Regions from separate parts of the Homo sapiens genome. Here region 1 is linked to region 2. A link is a loop called in an ENCODE intact Hi-C map of the cell type or tissue named here. Cell type or tissue: heart left ventricle. All regions are shown on one strand.

Region 1 (4,000 bases), 120 kb before region 2:
CTTCTTCAACAACGTTGATGCTGATTTCATGCTGTTTGTGCAACTTAGGCAGTAAAAAGTTTCCTTTCCCCCTTGTGTGTATTAGTCTGTTTTCACACTGCTGATAAAGGCATGCCCGAGACTGGGTAATTTATTAAGAAAAATAAGTTTAATGAACTCACAGTTCCAAGTGGCTGGGGAGGCCGCACAATCATGGTGGAAGGCAAAAGGCACGTCTTACATGGCAGCAGGCAAAAGGAAAATGAGAGCCAAGCAAAAGGGGTTTCCCCTTATAAAACCATCAGATCTCATGAGACTTATTCACTACAATGAGAACAATATAGGGGAAACTGCCCCGATGATTCAGTTATCTCCCACTGGGTCCCTCCATGGAGGGAGGGAATTATAGGAGCTACAATTCAAGATGAGATTTGGGTGGGGACACAACCAAACCATATCAATGGGGGTTTAAGCAGAGGTCTGAGGCCCAGAAAGGCCTTCTAGAAGAGTCAAGGTGTGAGCTGGAGGATGAAAAAGAGCTTGCCGACAGACAAGAGGAAGAGGGGCGTTCTAGACACACAGCACTGCCCAAGCCAAATGAAGCAGGCGTGAAGCCAGGCACGCCCAGGGGGTGACTCATCTGCTGTGCCCAGAGCTCAGGCCAGGTAGGAGGGAGATCCAGGGGAAGGGTAGGGCCTGGAGATCACAGAAGTTCTGCCTCCTGTTACCTGTAAGATCCCTGCTGGCATAGTACTGTGAAGGACTCAATGAAACATCCCTGAAATCCTCATGATCATCAGGGCTGGCATTCCTGTAGCGCTTACCATGTATGGGGTCTTGTCTCAGGGCCTTACCCGCATTAACATGTTTTTCTTTCTAACTTAAAAAAATAATAATTATAGACTCACAGGAGGTTGCCAAGATAGCAGAGTTCTGCACTCCCTCACCCAGCTTCCCCCAATGGTGACATCTTATGTAACTGCAGTGCAATATTAAAACCAGGCAATTCACATCAGTACAATACTGTTAACGGGACTGCAGATTTTGTTTTTGTTTTCACCCATTTTCAACATACTCATGTGTGTATCCGTGATTCTATTTACTGTTTAATCTTCACAGCAATCCTATTATCCCATTTTGCAGATGGGAAAACTGAAGCACAGACAGAATAAAGACAGAATAAAGTGACTTGTCCAAGGAGCTCGAATTCAGGGAATCTAGCTCTAAGCTACTATGCAGTGTTACTTCTCCGGCAAGTTCTGGTAACTAGTGCAAACTCGCTCATGGATCAGAGATGTTTCTGAGGGTACTCATATTTGAAAAGGACTTCTAGGTGTCAAATGTAGGTTCCAGACCCATCCCAAAGAACCGGATCCTCTTGGAAAAGCTCCCCCTGGCCGGGGCTGAGCAGGGAAGCTGGGAGAGAGGGCATGTCCGCCCAGGGCCATGGCCACAGATCCCCAGCCTTGTTGGCTCCTGGATAGTCTCTATCCCAGCTCAAAGGTGTGCCTGTCTGCCTCATCTGCTCTCAGGTTTCTGGTCTGGTGATGTTCTCGGGACTGGCCTGGGCTGCCTGCCAACACCAGAACTAGACAAAAATCTGCAGTTCTGAGCCTCAGCCCCTGCCCCTGGAGCCCTGGCAACTTCACAGAGGCCTGCTTGTGAGGCCAGGAAGCAGGAAGCTGGGCTGCTCAGCCCTCCGCCAACCTCCAGGCCCCTGGCTGCTGGGGCTGGAGGAGGGAGAGAGAAGGGGACAGACAGGACATCCAGTAAAGCTGTAACACCACCAAAAAAGGCCTCCCACACAAGCCAGCCTTGGCAGCCAGCGACCTACCAGACAAGGCCCCCCTTTCCTGCTGACTTTTATGGAGTGTTGGGCTCCTTGGAAGGGAATGTTCCCTGTGCTTAGAAATATGTGGAGATGATCTATGCATGTGGACAGGGACTGCTTAGACCCATGCACACAGCTTGGTTTCTAGCCAGATCCGTGGGACTGTGGGTGAATTCTTTCCTTCAACAGCATTGATGCTGCTATAATGCTGTCTGTGTAACTTAGGCAAGAAAAGGTTTCCTTTCATTAGAGGGGAAAACATCCAAACCATTAAAAAAAAAAAAAAGTTCATAGGAATCCATGATAGCATTGGGAGTGGTTCTGCCCAGACATGGAGCGACTGTGGTTAGGACCCAAGAAACAGCCTCATCTGTTAACCTCTCCAAGACTCAGTATCCTCAGCTGAAAAGTGTGGATTAGGCTGGAAGGATCCAGCCCAAACTATGAACCTACAGGGAGAATGGGAATAAGGGGATATAATTAAGGGGCTTTTATTTCTATTCTGTCCAGAGATTCAAAATGCAGTTGCCTCAGACAGGCCAGGCCTCAGCCATGTGTCAAGGTCATCAGTGATAAATCAATCCACCCTGGGAGGGTCAGGACACTGGAGAGGGTCTGTCCAGCCAAAAGAACATTAGAACTCAATTGTTTTAAGACACTCTGCAGGCCAAACCAAACTTGTCGACTCACTAGTTACTAGCTTTGAATTCTAAAGTCGACTCTTGTCCAGAAATCATTTCAGGAGCTCCAAAATCTCAAGATCAGGAGATCCTAGAGAAAGATTAGAAGCAACAGGCCCCTTGTGTGTGGCCCTTAAGTTAACACGTCACTGGCTCCCCAGCAGGGAACCTGGTGGGCCCTGACTTCAGGAGCCTCCCCAGGCCCACTCATCACCCACAAAACAGCACCCTTGGGGTGCTGCAGAGAGGGAGGAAAAGTGCTTAGTCAGCCCACCCCGCTGCACGTTGCCGAGTCAGTCATTTTTTTAGAGCCCTCTAGAAACCACTAGATTCCAGGTCCTAGAATATGCACTACAGGCTTCCCTTGGAGCATGAGAAGTACCTCTCTGACTCCCACCAATTGCTCCTCCATGAATGGCAGCCATCCATCCATCTGCTATCCAAGAGAACGCATACTGGGTGAAAATGTATGCACAATCAGCTGAGAGCAACATGCGAAACCAAATTATTATCTATCCCCTCCCATTCCAGGAAAGAAAGGCCTGTGATGAAAGACACAGAAACAAGAAAACCACTACACTAGTGAGAGAAAAATCAATAATCAAAGTGATAGAGGAGAAACTTGACAAACCAAAGCTAACAGAATAATTATGATTAACATTAGATGAGGCTCTGAGCTCCCTGGTGGCCAAAGCAAAAAGGGATGCTTTGTATTATATAACTCATATACAACTTGACAGCTAGAAGCTTAGCCAAAGAAAAAGAGAAAAGTTCAGTCCTGGTACGAGTTTGTCAGGCAGGTGTGTAGGTGGCGGAGGTGATAAAGTAGAGAGGTGAGAGGTACCCAGGTCAAATGCAGCCTGGTGGGCCAAGGTCAGGCCTTGGCTTATACTGAAAGAGGCATGAGGAGCCACGTGGCGGGTTATTCGCAGAGTCAAGACTTCATCTGACTCATGATTTAAAAGAGCAGCTCTGGGAGCTATGCTGGGGATGGCCCACCTGGGGAAAAGGCAGAAGGAGGGAGGAAGATTTAGAGACTACAGAAAAAAGCCAGGCAAGTCCTTAGGAGAAAATCCATTCTCCTTCCTAGGACTGACTTACAAAGCTCAGCATGTCCTGAACCTGCCTCTCCATTCAACCCAAACTCATTTCTCTTTCCCTCCCTCCAGCTACCCTGGTCTCCATCTATCTCCTGCCTTGTGGATGCTCTTTGTCACCTTGTGCATTTGCACATGTTCTTCCCCCTACTGGCATGTTCTTCTCCCCAGCCTCATCCTTTGCATCTCAGCTGAAATGTCAGTTTCCTGGAGAGCCATTTCCCAAACCCCTATCACAAGTAGAGAATTCTCGCTCCCCTAACTCTCAATTCTAGAATCTTCTGCTTCTATCTCAGCACTAGTCACAGCAGATCGTTATTGTAACACTGTACCTATGTGTTGGTTGTTGGTTTTGTCCCGTCTCTCTACCAGGATGTCTATTATTCTAGGAAGTCAAAGATAAGTCTATTCCC
Region 2 (4,000 bases):
TTTACTAAAAATTATTGCATAGAACCCTTGAAATGTGTAAATTTTACAGTATGTAAATCACATCTCAATAAAGTTGTTTAAAAAAATGGTTCCCATTATATCTTTCCCTTTTTCATCGCTCACCTCTCTAGTCCTTAAATAACATAGAGATCCTGTAGACTGCAATAAACCCAAAGACACGCTGGTTGTTCTAGAGGAGGCTAAAGCAAGTCTTCCGACCCAAGCAGATACGCTGGAGATGGCACATCAATTGTCTTGTCAAAAGAGGAAAAAAAAACACGCAAGGGCCACGTATTTGATTTTTACAGTGAACGATGAATTCATCTGTGGTCAGAGCATCACTCGGGCAGAGACGGGCAGTGCCCTCGAAGATGCCTCCAAACCCACAGCCTCCAATCCCAACCCAATCCCAGCCCAGGAGCTTCCAAAGACCTAAGCCCTGAGGAGAATGGGAATCAGGAGTGACGGTAATGATGACAAAGGCTCAGCCCATCAGCTGTGTTAGAAAAAAAAAGGAAGAGAAAACTTGCTAAGTGGAGAGCCAAATTCACCTCGCCCCACATGCAGCCACGCCCAAAACTCCCATGCCCACCCAACAAGCCATGTCTTTTGAACCATGCTATCACCCCGAAAAGTGACTCTTTTGAGGTCACACTCTGATGGCAGAAAAAACTCCCATGTGCTTGGAAGGAAATGAAAACTCTAGTGATATACCTTTGGCTTGCCTCCAGATGGAGAAAGAAAATCTTAAGAAATGTTGAGCTATTGCAACATCCCCTTTTTGGGAAAAACAATATTTCCAGCAGATGGGAGAATCATAAAAAGTAAGGAAGCACGGTCGGGAAGGGTTGCCTAGAATGATCCACAGTGTCTGCAGTGGCCATCTTCCCCCAGCCCACTTCAGAATCCACAAACACGCATGATGGTAGCAGCCAGCTCAGGGTCAAAGACAGAACTTGGGGCTAGAAACTAGGACTTGGGATGGCCCACAAGTGGGTCCAGCCATGACCCTGGTCATCTGGGTGCTGGGTAGTTGAGCCTACCAGGTACAGAAGGAACCCCGCCGAGGAGGCTTTGGGGTCTGAAGAATGGAATTTGGGCTCCAGCGAGGGACTTAACAGCATTTCCTCTATAGCCTCAAAGGTATTTGAATCAGGAACACTAGCTTCACAGCCAGAGGCCTGATAATCTCCTTCTCCCCTTTCATTGAAAAAGAAAATATCTAAGATACTGGAGAATACAGTAAAATCCTTAACTCTGTTCCCCCACCCCCGCTTTTTTTTCCTTCATTCCTAGCGGCAAGGCTGGATAAGCTTATCAAGAGCAGGCAAACTACATCTTAGCTCTGATCCTTTCGAGAAATCCATTTGGCGCCTTTAACGTTTCATTTGGCAGATTGAATTTCGGGCATGTATTTATGGGACTGGGTTTGCCCTTAATAGAGTATTGCATAAATCCCATTACAGTATCCACTTCAGTGTGTTTGGGGTTTTCTAAGCCAGGGCTTTATCTAAGTGGACAGCATGGGAATGACCCACTCTGGCTCAGAAACTCCCGCCTCTGCCCTGGAACCAACCTTTGCAGATTGCCTCCATCATCATCAATGTCAAATGATGTTTTGGGAAAAGTTCTGGGAAGGGTCAGAATGAAGCATGTCCCATCCACAAAGAAGGTGGTGACAAGCGTGTCATCACCTGCTAGTAAATTACAGGATTTCCTTCCAGGAACCACCTCGCTCCACATCCCTCTTCCTTCTGGCAACAGCCAGAGAAAGTCTGTTATCCACACAATGCCTTTCTGTCTTTCGTAAGTATGCAATGATGAAGATGCATTACTTGTCATTTCTGAAAACAAAACAATTATTAAGAAAAGTGAGCTATAAACAAAACAGATCAGGCTTAGCAACCCTGAATAAGCCAGTTCTCTGTAACCCTCAAGTTAATCATTTAAAAAAACAATGGGGCCAGGCACAATGGCTCATGCCTGTAATCCCAAAACTTGGGGAGGCCAAGGCAGAAGGATCACTTGAGGCCAGGAGTTCGAGACCAGCCTGGGTAACATAGCAAGACCCCATTTCTACAAAAATAATACTGATAATTACAAAATTAGCCAGGTGTGGTAGCACACATCTGTAGCCCCAGCTACTTGGGAGGCTGATGTGGGAGGGTCTCTTCAGTTCAGGAGTTCAGGGCTATAGTGAGCTATGACTGCACCACTGCACTCTAGCTTGGGCAACAGAGCGAGACCCTGTCTCTAAGAAAAAAAAAAAAAGAAGAAGAAGAAGAATGGAATTAGCAATCCCAACAACACAGGTGTGGAGTTTTAATGCAGATGAAAGAAGAAAGCATGCTTAGCTCACAGGAGGTGCTCAGTGACGCTTGGCCCATGCACTCATGGCACACACCTTAGTTCATCTTTCCTAGCTGGCTCTTTCTTGGCAGGGCTGGACAGGCCACTTACTTCCCAGGCAACAAGGCAGAGATGCCTGTAAGATGCCTTCTGCGTACATGGTTCAGGTCCGGCGTGGCACGCACCATATGCAAGAGTCAGGGGTTACACCAGGCTGAAGTGTCAGTACATTAAGAACCATTTCCTTCCTCCTGGGATCTGTCCTGGAAGCACGCACAGAACTCTCCATTCACTGACTTTTCACATAAATAGACTCCAAAGCAGAAATGCATGGAAAGGGGCTGACAGCGGGCCTCAGAGCCCCACATAAAGCTAAAGGAAAGCCATTTGGCCTTCTGGAACCTTCTTTTACCAAGGCACACTGTCCCCTCACCCCCTACAAGAACCCAGCAATCCATTATCTGGTCACTTTCTTCTACGACACAAGCAAGTTTTTAAAAAAGGCAACGGCAGCTGCAGTAAACGAAGAAGTGTACGTGATGAGGGCCCTTTGGGCTATTTCAGGCTCTGTCCCTGCCTGAAGGTGGCTGTGGGTTTGGTTACATCTAAGTTGGGCCTCAGAGCTTGTGAAGGTAAATGCTTCCTGATGAGAAGGAAAAAAAAAAGTCTAAGGAGTCTTCATTGATTCAACCGACATCTACAAAGTTCCTACTATGTGCCAGGCTCCAGCAGGTGGCCAAAGGGAACCTGGTATACTAAAGACCTGGTGCCCTCTCTCCAGGGCTGAATCCTCCAAGGATTCTCTCATTGACTTTATTTTCATCTTACATCACCCGTGAGCAGCTGGGGTAGATGTTGTGCAGTTACTGAAGAATTTGTATGTACTATAGGAGGCATGAAGAATGCATGACTTTATTTACTTCCAACTAAAGGCAGGAAGTAGTAGTAATGTCTCCACTGATATGGTTTGGCTGTGTCCCCACCCAAATCTCACCTTGAATTGTAATAATCCCCACATGCCAAGGGCGGGGCCAGGTGGAGATAACTGAATCATGGGGGCCGTTTCCCCCATCCTGTTCTCATGGTAGGGAATAAGTCTCATGAGATCTGATGGTTTAATAAATGGGAGTTCCCCTGCACATGCTCTCTTACCTGCCATCAAGTAAGACATGACTTTGCTCCTCGTTCGCCTTCTGCCATGATTGTGCGGCCTCCCCAGCCATGTTAGAACTTCGAGTCAATTAAATCTCTTTCCTTTATAAATTACTCAGTCTCGGGTATGTCTTTATTAGCAGTGTGAGAAAAGACAATTACACGGTCTAAGAGATGAGCATGTCAAGGCCCAGAGAGATGAAGTGACTTGCCCAAGGTCATACAGACAGGAAGGGGTAAAGGGATTTGAACCAAGGCTGTCTGGCTCCAGAGTCCCCACTCATTGCCATGATATCGCCTTGCTTTCAGGAGTTTGCTGTGGTCTGATCTCAGCACTACCACCGTGGCTGGCACATAGTAGGGGCGTGGATGGCACATAGTATGGGCCCAGGCAGCATTGGTGAAACTGAATTTGATCATCTTATTTAAAGCTACTGCAATCACATTCAGCTTTTAAGCTACGGGTTGGGAACGAGGTCATTCTATAAAAATGGAAAGC

The links. A loop is a pair of places that touch in the nucleus more often than their neighbours do. Peaks named below come from ENCODE experiments on the same cell type or tissue, not always from the same donor. Only the 100,000 strongest peaks of a DNase experiment are listed, where the experiment ranks them.
Region 1: a loop joins it to region 2, with 2.0 times the contacts of the local background. A loop is called at or near these places in 1 of 110 quality-filtered maps.

What each region holds. Positions count from the first base shown.
Region 1 is chr16:17,311,607-17,315,606 of GRCh38, forward strand. All of the region lies in intron 2 of XYLT1 (xylosyltransferase 1), which reads right to left. Among named protein-coding and RNA genes, the nearest start is that of XYLT1, 160 kb to the right of the region's middle. In heart left ventricle, no CTCF peak of the experiment used is centred here; a DNase peak (open chromatin) is centred at 1,675; H3K27ac peaks cover 1,439 bases.
Region 2 is chr16:17,432,614-17,436,613 of GRCh38, forward strand. All of the region lies in intron 1 of XYLT1 (xylosyltransferase 1), which reads right to left. Among named protein-coding and RNA genes, the nearest start is that of XYLT1, 36 kb to the right of the region's middle. In heart left ventricle, no CTCF peak of the experiment used is centred here; no DNase peak of the experiment used is centred here; H3K27ac peaks cover 396 bases.